Regions from separate parts of the Homo sapiens genome. Here all the other regions are linked to region 2. The links are chromatin contacts, found by Hi-C or POLR2A ChIA-PET in ENCODE. All regions are on one chromosome and are shown on one strand. The core of a region is the stretch at or near the end of the contact, and the rest is flanking DNA. Distances in the headings are between cores, read along the strand shown. Region 1 holds the start of CROCC (ciliary rootlet coiled-coil, rootletin). Region 2 holds the start of DDI2 (DDI proteasomal shuttling factor 2). Region 3 holds the start of ATP13A2 (ATPase cation transporting 13A2).

Region 1 (3,982 bases), core at 393-2,892, 1.3 Mb before region 2:
ATAGGTCAGGTTGTGAGGAGAAGGAGAAAGAGAGAAGAGGGAAAGAAAGGCCAGCGGGAGAAGCGGGGTTGTCCACCTCCTGTGGGTTCCCCTTCTACCCTGGGAGAACTGGACATACACCCCAGGTGTCAGGGTGAGGGCCCTCTGAGTCTCTCCCTGTCTGGGGCTCCAGGGCGCCAACATCCCTGGCGCTCCCAAGGAGGGGGCCCGTCTGTAGCTTGGGAGTTGAACACAGACAATGGTTAGAGCACCAAAACGCCACACGCCAGCACACCAGCTGCAACTGAGTGTGCCTTTCCCAGATCCTCAAGCCACATAACTACACCGTGTGCGCCACCCACTGAGAGGAGCAGGGACCATCCGCCTTCCTGCCCACGTGGGAAACGGATGGACGGCGCCATCCACTCAGACTTCCGCAAAACCCTGGTCTGAGCTGAGCTGCCCTCTTCCTGTATCTTGGGTTCAGCCAGCTCACACCTTCCCCGGGTGGGAATACGGGATTTGGGGTTCACATCTCTGCAGCAGGCTACAGGCAAGCACGCAGGAGATGCTCGGCCCTTCCTTCTAGTTGCACCACATGCGGAATAAGTCTGGACAAATTACATCCCTGAGCCTCTGTTTCCTCATCTGTAAAATGGGTTCTTCTGTCATAAAGCTGTGCCTGCCCCACAGTGAGTTACAGTCATGATCATCATGGTGACTGCTCAGGAAAGGGACATGAGAAGAGGTAAAATGTGGGTGGTGTTTGTGGAGGGGAGCGGATGGGGGTGGCACCTGGGCTCTCAGGCTGGGAGAGGTTGCGGGTGACAATCTCCCTGATAAGGGCAGGCAGGCTGGTGATCTGAGCGTCCTGGGCCAGGTCCCGCGCGCCCAAGCCTTTCTCCTGGCACAGGACGCTGCTCTCCAGTGTCTGTGGGAAAAGCGAGAGGGTCTTCAGGGGACATGGGACCCGGGGCTCCCTGGCCTCGTGGGGAGAGCCACAGAATCCTACTGCCCAAGATACAGGTCCCCAGGAGCCCCCTCAAGATGGAGTGAAGCCTGGGAGTTAGAATCCAAAAAATCCCCATGCAAAGAGCCTCTTGTGTGCTCACTGCCCCAGGAAGAAGGCCCAGGGCCAGAGATGAGAACCAAACCCTACGGGTAACTCCCAAACCCCACTGGAGGCAGTCCAGTGTTGGGGGCCCCAATCCGGTTCCGACCCTAGATGGATGAGGATCTGGCTATGCCAGAGGTCCCCCAAGCCCTAAAATCTGGCAGTAGAGACCCCCTTCTCCCAACCCAGGGCACTGGGATGAGGGAGCCACAGCAGGTGCACCCTGTGTGTACCTCTGCCCCCCATCTTGCCAGGAACTGCAAGCGGGGGGCCCCTGTATACCCCACCACCACCACACCTCTCCCACCCCTTGATCCCCAAGACGCACACACCTCTCACCACTCCTGTTAAGTCCACGCTGCCCCGCCCCAGACAGGGTGGGCACAGCCCCCAGGACCCACCTGGATAACCGTCTCTAGTGTCAGCTCCACCTCCTGTGCCCCCGCCAGCCCCAAGCTCATGGGGGGGAGGCTGTGGGCATGCCTCCAGCCCCCTTCTCCAGGACCCCAAGACTAGCTCAGTCAGCACGCGCCACAGCCAGGATGCTGTGCTGAGCACCAGGCAGATTAAGCTTAAATCCGGCGGCGCCCCCATGTGACCACCGCGGTGGGAGGAGCAGGATGTGGGCTGAGGAGGGAGGGGATGGGAAAGGACAGGAGAGGAGGGAAGCAGAGGCAGGGAGCCAAAGGAAGAGGAAGGATGAAGAGAGGGGAGGAGAAGGGAGAGAAAAGGAGGGAGGAGAGAGAAGAGGGAATGGGAGGAGGAAACAGGGGAGACACCTGGAGGTCAGGACCTCACACACTCTTCACCCTGCGCAGGTTGCTGGGTCCTAGAGCCCTCCAAGCCCAGGGGGTGGGGTCAGTAGCCATGCGGCGGGAAAGGCCAGAGTCCTAAGTATTTGTGACCATCTTTCTGGCCCAGAACGGGAGTCACATGGTTAGCTAAGAATGAGAGGATTTACAGCATGCTGGGAGTATGTTTTCCCACAACAGGTGTAGGGCAAAGAATGCAGGCTGTGAGATCACCCAGGCCAGGCTTGGCACTTAGTTGGGCATGAGCGGTCCAGCCTGGACTGATGAGCATTTATGCAACACCTGCGGCATTCCTAGGTCTGACCTAGACACAGTGGTAGAGCCTCGAACTACAAATGCCCTAGCCTTGCCCTTCAGGCACTTATTGGGAAGCTTCTGGCCCCTTCACACCCACCCCAGCCCCCACTAGCTGGGTGCACCAGGGACACTGACTTTGCCTCTCTGAGACTCAGTGTCCTCTTACGTAAGATGTGATAATATTGGTACTCATCTCTCGGAGCCGTCCGGGGATGAAACAGTATCGTGTGTGCATACCCAGCACATGACATGGTGCTGGGGGGTCACGTGGCCAACACTCAAGAAATACTCATTTCATTCATTTGAAAATCCAGAAGGTACAGTCCCAGCCAGGCGCAGGCACTCATGCCTGTAATCTCGGCATTTTGGGAGGACAAAGCGGGTGGATCACCTGAGGTCAGGAGTTCAAGATCAGCCTGACCAATATGGTGAAACCCCGTCTCTACCAAAAATACAAAAATTAGCCGGGTGTGGTGGTGCACACCTGTAATCCCAGCTACTTGGGAGGCTGAGGCAGGAGAATCGATTGAACTCAGGAGGCAGAGGTTGCAGTGAGCCAAGATCGCGCCATTGCACTCCAGCCTGGGCAACAAGAGTGGAACTTTGTCTCAAAAAAAAAAAAAAAAAAGGCACAGTCCCTATATCCCAGGGCCCTGAGACCCAGAGGTCACCCACCACCTCCCATTGTTCTTTCCCTGGGGCAAGGAGGCTATGTGCTCTAGTGCTTAGGCGCACAGCTCTGGAGTCAGTATCAGGTCTGAGGTTGCATGTGAGACTCAGCTCTGTCACTTGCAACTATGGTGTTCAAGACAGTAAGACCTTGAACAGGTTACCTCCCTGAGCCTCAGTTTTCTCATCTCTAAAAGGAGACTAAACCAGGCCAGGTGCAGTGGCTCAAGCCTCTAATTCCAGCACTTTGGGAGGCTGAGGCGGGCAGATCACTTGAGGTCAGGAGTTTGAGACCAGCCTGGCCAACATAGTGAAACCCCATCTCTACTAAAAATACAAGAATTGGCCTGTAATCCCAGCACTTTGGGATGCTGAGGCAGGCGGATCAGGAGGTCAAGAGATTAAGACCATCCTGGCCTACATGGTGAAACCCCGTCTCTATTAAAAATACAAAAATTAGCTAGGCATGGTGGTGCACACCTGTAGTCCCAGCTACCTGGGAGGCTGAGTCAGGAGAATCGCTTGAACCTGGGAGGCAGAGGTTGCAGTGAGGCGAGATCATGCCACTGCACTCCAGCCTGGCGACACAGTAAGACTCCGTCTCAAAAATATAAATAAATAAATAAATAAATATAAAAAAAATTAGCTGGGGCGTGGTGGCATGTGCATATAATCCTAGCTACTCAGGAGGCTGAGGCAGGGGAATCACTTGAACCCAGGAGGAGGAGGTTGCAGTGAGCCGAGATTGTGCCACAGCACTCCAGCCTGGGTGACAGGGCAAGAGTCTGTCTCAAAAAAATAAAATAAAATAAAATGAGACTAGACCGAGTGTGGTGATTCAGGTCTATAATCCCAGCACTTTGGGAGGCCAAAATGGGAGAATCGCTTGAGCCCAGGAGTTTGAGACCAGCCTGGGCAACATAGCGAGACTCTGTCCTACCAAAAACAACAAAAAAATGCGACTGATAGTACCTACCACACCTGGCAGGTGGTGAGCTATTAGCCAATGGGGGCCACTGTTCCTATTGTCATTAGCATCACGTGTCTGGGCTCCTGCCCTTAGAGTTGTAAGCCCTAAAAAAGGACAGGAATTGCTCACTCGAGGAGCTCG
Region 2 (4,137 bases), core at 611-3,110:
CCCGTCTCTACTAAAAAAAAATTACAAAAATTAGCCAGGCGTGGTGGCGCGCGCCCGTAGTCCCAGTTACTCAGGAGGCTGAGGCAGGAGAATCGCTTGAACCCGGGAGACTGGGGTTGCAGTGAGTCGAGAACGCACCACTGCACTCCAGCATGGGCGACAGAGCAAGACTCCGTCTCAAAAACAAAAACAAAAAAAGAAAAAAAATTGAAGAGTTTATTTTCTCTATTTAAACAGTCCTTTCCTAGTTCTCCACATGAGGCATTCACTGACAGAACTGGTTCCTGAGCTTTTGTGGATTAACTTTTTAAATTCTTTCTGAACAGCTTTATGCCAAGGTTCTAAAGTTCACATTGTGTAAAGGAATCATACTTCTGAACAAAGTATTGACACGTGTTTACCATAAGACAGCAGAACAAGCTGCAGTTGGGCAATCGTTTTGTAAACTATTTCATAACTGCAGTAGAAAATCAAGATTTACTTGATGGAGACTTGGGAGACCTCTATAATTTTCTTAATGTTTAGACTATTTCCTCCAGGCTAAATTTATTAAGTCATGATCTAAGTGTTTTAGTGTAAAGTTTACAGCGTTAGTGTCACCGATTCTGTTTGATAAAGACTAGGGGCAGCCCCAAAGCATTTTGAGAATTACTTTGCTTAGTTAAAATATGAGAGGCTGAACTTCTTTCCAGCAAGCTGAGTAGGGAAATGAAACCACCAAACAGCACTGATACTAGGCCGTTTCCAAGCAAATATCCTTTTAAAGCATTGAGCTTTGAACTGACCCAAACTCTGAACTGTGACCTGAAAGAAAAAGGGCCTTCTGGCTTACTACCAGGGTAGAACCGAAACAAACAAACAGCTTGAGTTGAACCAATAGGTACTGTTTTTCAAAAGAATTTAACCAGAAACGCATGTGGTGGGTAAAGAGCATTTCCAAAGACCCCAAAATGAGGTAGTGCAAGTCTTAAACTTTTTCTTTCACCGGAAGTGCAAATCTGTGCATTTAAAGGTAAACTGCGTATATTTAAGCAGAAACCCTCTCCAGAAAAAAAAAAAAAAAAAAGCAGAGGAACATCTATCTACCACAGTGATCCAAACTGGTATTTCTGGTTTGCAGGATGTATGAATCCTAGCAAACCCAGGGCTGCTTCTGAGGTCCACAACGATATCCTACACTCGGGATTAGAAACAGGGAAGGGCCAAAGAGCCAAAGGTGGGGAGGGTTAGCGCTGCTCAACAGTCCACGCGCCCCTCACGCTGCAGTGGGTGCGTCTGCGGTCAGGTTCTCCGCTCCCTCTCCTCGTACCCCACCCCATGCTCGGAGTGTGTGAGGGCAGCTACTGATGCCAGCTCCCCAGCTCCTTTCCGGATGCGGGGGTGACCTGAGAATGGCTATCCTTGCTCCCCCCAGCCCCCAATTCTTCACCAGTAGCAAAGGGAGGGAGTGAGGCCCCGAGGCGGGGAGGGCTTAGCTCCGGGGCAGGCCCGGCTCGCTGCCCGGCGTACCTGGCTCTCGGCTGCGGGGATGCCAGACTCGAGCTCGCACAGCGCGCGGAAGTTGTGCAGCTCGAAGTCGGCGTCGACCTGGAGGGAAAAGGTCACCTCGGAGAGGTCCCTCCGCACACAGTACACGGTGAGCAGCATGGCCCGGGCCCGACCCGGCTCGGCTCGGCTCGGCCCGGCCTGGGCGCGGGGCGCAGGGGAAGAGGCGGCGGCGTGGCCTGGCTGGTGCTGCGGGAGGACGGCGCCGGCTGCTCGTTCGCTCGCTCGCTCCCTCCCTCACACACGCTCAGTGAGTCACTCCCTCCCGCCCTCACTAGCAAGCACGGCCGCCGCCACACGCCTGCGAGTCCGTCTGCCTGCCGGCCTGCCTCCCACGGCTGCCGCCAAGCGCGCCGGCCGCCCGGCGCCCCGCCCCGCCGCAACGCGGCTGCCGTAAAGCCCGCCTCGCCTTCCCCGCCTTCGCAACGCAGCGGGGGGCGGGGCCGGGAAGAGGAGGAGGAAGCCAGGAGAGGATAGGAGGGGGAGGAGTGGGAAGGGGGCGTGGAAGAGGAGAGGGAGGAAGGGCAAGAAAAGGGGAGGGAAGGAAAGGAACGCGGAGAAGGAAATCTCTGCTGACTGGTTGACTTAATGACAGAAGTCTGTGGAGGAGTCCCCGGTCTTATTTATTCACCGAACAGGCATTGATTAAGCGCCTACCATGTGTCGGGCGCTGGCGATGCAGAAATGAATAAAAGGATAAATCCTTCTCCGTAACTCTCAATCTAGTACAGGAGTTAGTAATAAAACATATTTTTCGAGGTAGAAATTGAGGCTCCGACAGAGTAATTCACTTCCTGTCTTAGTGATTTAGGATTGAAACCAAAATCATTACCCTCCCTAGTCTACAGAAGCCAGTTGGCTGTGGCCCACGCCTACCTCCCCAGCCCCTTCTTCCGAGCTCTTCCCACATTCTCTGCCCTCCCAGCCACATAGGTCAGTTCCTCCAAGGCTCCATTCCCCTGTCTTGTAAATAATTTTCTCTCTACTTGGACTGTGTCTGTTTCCTAGCCCTAGCAACTCCTACCACCTAGCGCAGTGCCTTTTTGGGCACAGCTTAGAATCTACTCAATAAATATTTGCTACTTTAATGGCCTGTTTTTAAGGCACACAGCTGATGAGTGGTAGAGGCCCAGAACTAAGGTGCGGATGAGTAAGAAAACCAAAACTGAAAGATGAACTTGTAATGGATGCCAGATTAGCATCTTTCCATTTACTCCCACTCCCCCTCCATGGTAGGGAGCCCTTTTCCATTTTAACAGGAGAGAAGGAGCAAATAAGATGGCTGTGGGTGCAGGTAAGTAGGTAGTAAGTAGGCTGTTGGTGGCAGGAAAGGGAGAATTAGCAGCTGAAGGCTTTTACAAAGAGAAATTAGAGGAGCTGGGCGCGGTGGCTCACGCCTGTAATCCCAGCACTTTGGGAGGCCAAGGCGGGCGGATCACAAGGTCAGGAGTTCGAGACCAGCTTGGCCAATATGGTGAAACCCCGTCTCTACTAAAAATACAAAAATTAGCCGGGCATGGTGGCGGACACCTATAGTCCCAGCTACTCGGGAGGCTGAGGCAGGAGGGTCACTTGAACGCGGGAGGCGGAGGTTGTAGTGAGCCGAGATCAGGTCACTGCACTCTAGCCTGGGAGACAGAGCGAGACTCTGTCTCAAAAAAAAAAAAAAAAAAGAGAAAGTAGAGGCACAGGGGAGTGAGAATGCTTATATCCCCTAGGAGCAACAGAAAGCTTGACTATCAGTGGCTTAAACAAACAAGGGTTTGTTTTCTCACAGGAGAGAAGGCCTGGAGGTAGCAACAGCACTGGTTGAGTGGCTCACTGAAATCAGGGCCAATACTTTTGTAATTGTCTTGACCTTTTCCTGAGGGTTGCAATATATGGCTGGCTGCCTCCACTGCACGCATCATTTTCCTATTCAAGGAAAAAGCTTGCCCAGAAGTCCCTGTGCACATTTTTGCTTACATCTCACTGGACAGAATTGTGTCACATAGATGCAAGAGAGGCTAGGAACGCAAGTATTTAGCTTTGCCTAAAGGACATAAATAGGGAAAAGGGGGGCTGGGAATGGGTATTAGGAAAGATGTACACAGTGCCTTCTACAGTGAATGTTTGAAATAACCATTGCAAATTGAAGCAAGTTTAGCTGAGAAATGTTCTAGGATTGCCCAGTGGTGGTATCAAGGAATCAGTTGAGGCTTGAATCATTGATTAATTGTTATATTTGGTCTAGTGGTGCTCAGGTTCCCAGGTCTGGCAGATTTTGTTCTCCAAAGATGACCATGACAGTGCCTCCCATCGTCTATGCTCTTCCTACAACATGATTGGATAACCCTCCCATTAAGAAGTGGGGTGAATGTCCCTCCCTTTGAATCATGGCTCGGCAGACTAACTCTGGCATAAGTGACATTATGTGATTTCCTTTTTTTTTTTTTTTTTTATCAAGACAGGGTCTGGCTCTGTCACCCAGGCTGGAGTGCAGTGGCACGATCATGGCTCACTGCAGCCTCAACCTCCAGGGCTCAAGTGATCCCTCCAGCTCAACCTCCCCAGCAGCTGGAACTACAGGTGTGCACCACCACACGCAGCTAA
Region 3 (4,577 bases), core at 1,463-3,962, 1.4 Mb before region 2:
ACCCCATCTCTACAAAAAAAAAAAACAGAAAAATTAGCTGGGTGTGGTAGTGCTCACCTGTAGTCCCAGGTACACAGAAGGCTGAGGTGGGAGGATCACTTGAGCCGAGGTGGGAGGATCACTTGAGCCCAGGAGGTCGAGGCTGCAGTGAGCTGAGATCATGCCACTGTGCTCCAACCTGGGCAGCAGAGAGAGACCCTGTCTCAAAACAAACAAACAAAAAAAACAAAAACAAAAACTGAAACCCCACTTTACTGTGTGTCTAGACAGCCATAATCCTACCAACAGGGTTTGTTACTAGGTGAAAAAAATCCTCTTTTGTTGCAAAAATCTAGTGAAACTAGAGAAGTCGAAAAGTAAAGCAATGCTCTGGAATAAACTCGCCCAAATTAGTGATTTCTCAAGCTTTTTGCCACTGGGACCAGGCCTATTACGCCCTCTCCGTGGGTTCCCAAGAGAGCCACAGCCTAGAAGGGAAGCTGTTCAGTCGGTTCTCACCCACGTGGGACTGGAAATTTCAGACACGGTTATCCGGGAAGACAGCCTGGGCCACAGACCTCCTCGATGACCACACACCGAGAGCCACTTCCCCAAAGGTAACCCCAAGCAGATGGCAAGGCCTCCCACATGCTCTGTGGTTTGGAAGGAAGCTTCCTCTGGCCTCCTCCCTCATTAAGGAGAAGGGACGAGCTGCAGGTGCGGCTCCTTCCCAGCTGGCTCAGGGAATAGAGCCCCTTTAAGGCCAGGCAGCCTTAGCAATAAAAAGAATGAAGGGGGCACCCTTGCAAGGCAGTCCCCCATGCAGTCCCCAAGCCCTCTGCTTTTATTTATTTATTTATTTATTTATTTATTTATTTATTTATTTTAGAGGGAGTCTCAGTCTTTCACCCAGACTGGAGTACCTCTGCTTTTATGAAGCCGCTAATCCAGTGCCAGGATCTAAAGCAAGCAGCTGGCTTCTACCAAGTTCCTGCCATCTCATTTCATCCTCTCCATGCCTTCCATTTTGTAGGTGAGGGGAAGGAGAGCCTTAGAGAAGGAAAGTGACATTTTAAAGCTCACACAGCTAGAAAGCAACTCATGCATCCATGTCTTTCTGATGCCAGAACCCAGCCCCTTGCCACTGTACCATACTGCCTCTTGCCAAGGCCACCTGGGCTAGCCATTTCCAAACCCAGCCTTCCTGCTGCCCTGGAGGCTGGGTTCCTGCCAGAAATTGAGCTAAGCCCTGGGGGAGGACATGGGAGTTCTGAAAAGTTAAGCAGCCTGCCTCCCCTGGAAGTGTCACCGGAAGATGAAAGAACTCTTGTCACCTGACCCAAGGAAGCCAGTCCCATGGCCCAGGTGGTCAACAGGAATGACCCGCAACTGGTTGGCTCGGGCAGCCTGCCCCAGCTGAGTAAATGGCTCCACTGGCACCCAGCTGCTCAGGCCAAAACCCTGGGGAGCATCTTGAATTCCACACATTCCTGCACCCCCACATCCTATCCACCAGCAAGTCCTGCCAACGTGTGTTCCTGTACCAAATGTTCACTGGGATCTTGCTATGAATCAGGTGCTGCTTTCCCTCCTGGGGTCTATCCCCTACCCACACCCTCACCACCATCACAGCTGTGTCTCCTTCCAGCCCCTTCCACAATAGGGATCGTTGGAGTTTTCCTTTCCTTGACTAGGGCTACTTCCCAGTAGACAGCAGTCTCCGCAGGGACAGGGGCATCTCTGTTTTGTTCACTCTCACGTTCCTGGCTCCCACAGTGGTGCTGGCACTCCATAAATTCATACTGGACAAATGACCAGTGATCCTGCCCACGTCTATCCTTGGCCCTAACGTGAACCTTCCCTTGTTTGCCCTAGGATCTCACAGATCCACTCTCCCCTTTGGAGCTCCTCTGTCCAGAGGTCCTGGAGACAGGGAACACTATGCCTGTGCCGGTCACTATGGGGTAGCAGGATAAATGCTGCACGCAGGTAAGACATCTCTGGTGCCTTTCAGGGGTCTTCATGAATCCCCCCAGTGCAGGTGTGTCTGCAGGTCACGCTGTGAGGCTTCTCTTTCTCTGGCATTTCAAGGCCTCCAGTGCATCATGGCAGACTCTCCCTGGGTCTCTGTGGGCCCACATCTGACCCTGTGAATCTCTGGGCAGGTGTGTCTTCCTTCTTTGCATTCATCAAGCAGCGCCAGGCACTGTCTCAAGTGCTTGATACGCATTTTCTTTTTTTTTTTTTTTTGAGACAGAGTTTCGCTCTTTTTGCCCATGCTGGAGTGCAATGGCATGATCCCGGCTCACAGCAACCTCCGCCTCCTGGGTTCAAGCGATTCTCCTGGCTTAGTCTCCGAGTAGCTGGGATTACAGGCATGCGCCACCACGCCCAGTTGACAAGCATTTTCTTGTGTGATCCTCGCAGCAGTTCTCTGTGAAGCAGGCATTGCTATCCTACAGGTTGGGAAAAGAGGGCCAGAGAGGATCAGTGACTTGCTCACGGTCGCGCGGCCTGGAAGACATGGAGAGCTGGACCAGCACGCACAGTCCCTAACCACTGGGACGTGCTGGCGGGGGCTACCTCCGTGAGGTGTGTGTCTCCGGTCGCCCCGCCCCCGGTGTGTGCGGAGGAGCAGGCGGGGACTACAAGTCCCGGCAGCCCCGGCGCGGGCGCTGCGAGGGCCGCAGAGGGCCGGGCGGGGCTTGCGGCGCGCACGGAGGGACTGCGGCAGTGTCGGAGCCGCGCCGAGCCTGGTGGCCCAGGTGCCCCGCCCGCGTCAGCCCTGCTCCAGCCCCGCGCTAGCCCAGCGCCCCTCGCCCCGGGCCGTCCGGACCGCGCCCCCGCCCAGGGCCTTGCGCACGCCGGGGCCCAGGCCGAGGGCCGCAGCGCCGGGGCCGGCGATGAGCGCGAGGAGCCGGCATGAGCGCAGGTGAGTGCGGAGTCCGGGTCGGCCCCGAGCCCGGCGCGGTCCCCGGCCCGCCAGTTGTCGTCACCCCTTGGAGGGAGAGGGGAGGCGACGCCCCCCACCGCGGGGTCGCGAGCCCAGGAAGCGGGACCTGGTTGGGGATCCTGGCCCGTCCCCTCCCTTTTGACGGGGACTCGGCCCCGGTTTCTTCCCAGAGACGCCGGGGCTGGGGATGGCGCCGCCGCTCGCAGCCGGTCCCTCCCCTCCCCTGCACCCCTCAGCCGCGGGATTGGAAGCCGGGCGCTTGTGCAAGAGGGTCCTGGGGCCGTGCGGGGACGGGGAGGCCACCCCACGCCCACTTAATCGGATCCCACCCCGAGTGACGGATGTCCAGGTGGGGGAGACGGCTGCATCCTCGGGCCTCTGGGCAACCCCTCTGGGCTGAATGAATGAATGAATGGCGTTGGGGGAGTCGGGACTCCATTTCCTGGGTAGATGTCCTGGGCCACAGCGCCACTCCTGACCTCCTGCCTCAGACCCCAGAGAAAACCCGTCACACCCAGGGCCAAGGGCCACACCCTCCATGCAACCCATCCCTGGCCAGATGTCCTACGCCCACTCCTCCAGGGTCTAATTTAAATCCCACCTGCCGGGAATGGGGCCAGTCCTCCTCCCCTATCCAGAAAGGTCTCATCTCAGTGTCTGTCACTCAGCCCCCAGCCCCACAGCCTAGAGTGCACCCCCCGGCGAGGGAGGGGAAGGAATGAGGAAAGACAGCCCCTAGAATCCAGATCCAAAGATGGGAAGATGGTTCACACACACTCCCGCCTCAGCCTGGCAGAAGACAGGAGCTCCCCGCCGCCGGGAACCACAGCCAGGGAGGAGGCAGCCGCCCTGGGCCGCTGCCAGGTCACCAGCAGGAAGCCAAGGCTTCCGCAGGAAATAAGAGGTCCCAAATGGCTCTAGCCCCTCTGATCCACAGTGCTGGTGACACTGCCCCGAGCTGTGACCTCAGACGAGGTTCAAGTCCAGTCTTGGCCCCTCATAGCTGTGTGACTTTGTGCTTGTCAATCTACTCCTCTGGGCCTCGTTTTAAATGGGAATCCTAATCTGTACTTTTCATGGAATGGCTGTGGGAAAGAATGTGCCCATTCAGACACACTCATTTCCAGCTTCTCCCCTTTCAAGCTCTATGACCCTGGACAAGGGATTCACATGCTGTTCCTCAGTTTCCCCAGGTGTACAATGGGGATAATAATAGTCACTACCCCAGAGGGTTGTGTGTGAAGCTTCATTGAGTTAGCACACTGAAGGGCTTCCGCAGGGCATGGTGAGCACTCCATGGGAGCTGCTGTTCATCAGAAGAGCAATGACAGGCCAGGCGTGGTGGCTCACGCCTGTAATCCCAGCACTTTGGGAGCCTGAGGCAGGCGGATTACTTGAGGTCAGGAGTTCAAGACCAGTCTGGCCAACATGGGGAAACCCCGTCTCTACTAAAAATACAAAAATTAGCTGAGTGTGGTGGCATGTGCCTGTAGTCTCAGCTACTTCAGGAACTGAGGCAGGAGAATTGCTTGAACCTGGGAGGTGGAGGGTGCAGTGAGCTGAGATCTCTCCACTGCACTCCAGCCTGGGAGACGGGCAGGGGGGAAGGGGGGAACGGGGGGGGAAGACTCCATCTCAAAAAAAA

Evidence for each region. A loop is a pair of places that touch in the nucleus more often than their neighbours do. ChIA-PET counts read pairs that join two places held with the same protein, here RNA polymerase II (POLR2A). Pooled maps may share reads with other maps.
Region 1: a loop to region 2 is called in a pooled map, with 6 times the contacts of the local background. The contact joins the promoter of CROCC here to the promoter of DDI2 in region 2. A Hi-C loop is called at or near these places in 1 of 168 maps with a recorded cell type or tissue (naive thymus-derived CD4-positive, alpha-beta T cell) and 9 of 50 pooled maps. POLR2A ChIA-PET finds 5 or more read pairs at or near these places in 1 of 52 experiments (BJ).
Region 3: a loop to region 2 is called in a map of heart right ventricle, with 22 times the contacts of the local background. The contact joins the promoter of ATP13A2 here to the promoter of DDI2 in region 2. A Hi-C loop is called at or near these places in 1 of 168 maps with a recorded cell type or tissue (heart right ventricle) and 1 of 50 pooled maps. POLR2A ChIA-PET finds 5 or more read pairs at or near these places in 1 of 52 experiments (B cell).

Annotation. Positions count from the first base shown.
Region 1 is chr1:16,919,591-16,923,572 of GRCh38, reverse strand. It overlaps CROCC (ciliary rootlet coiled-coil, rootletin), which reads right to left and starts at 1,642. Exons shown (of 37, transcript NM_014675.5): 1 at 1,495-1,642; 2 at 775-910. The coding sequence starts at 1,554. RefSeq lists enhancers at 1-683, 684-1,455, 1,456-2,227, 2,228-3,000.
Region 2 is chr1:15,615,181-15,619,317 of GRCh38, reverse strand. DDI2 (DDI proteasomal shuttling factor 2) reads right to left here and starts at 1,860. Exons shown (of 10, transcript NM_032341.5): 1 at 1,510-1,860. The coding sequence starts at 1,647. RefSeq lists a silencer at 1,537-2,106.
Region 3 is chr1:17,010,063-17,014,639 of GRCh38, reverse strand. ATP13A2 (ATPase cation transporting 13A2) reads left to right here and starts at 2,712. Exons shown (of 29, transcript NM_022089.4): 1 at 2,712-2,911. The coding sequence starts at 2,902. RefSeq lists a silencer at 2,548-3,077 and enhancers at 3,568-3,617, 4,381-4,460.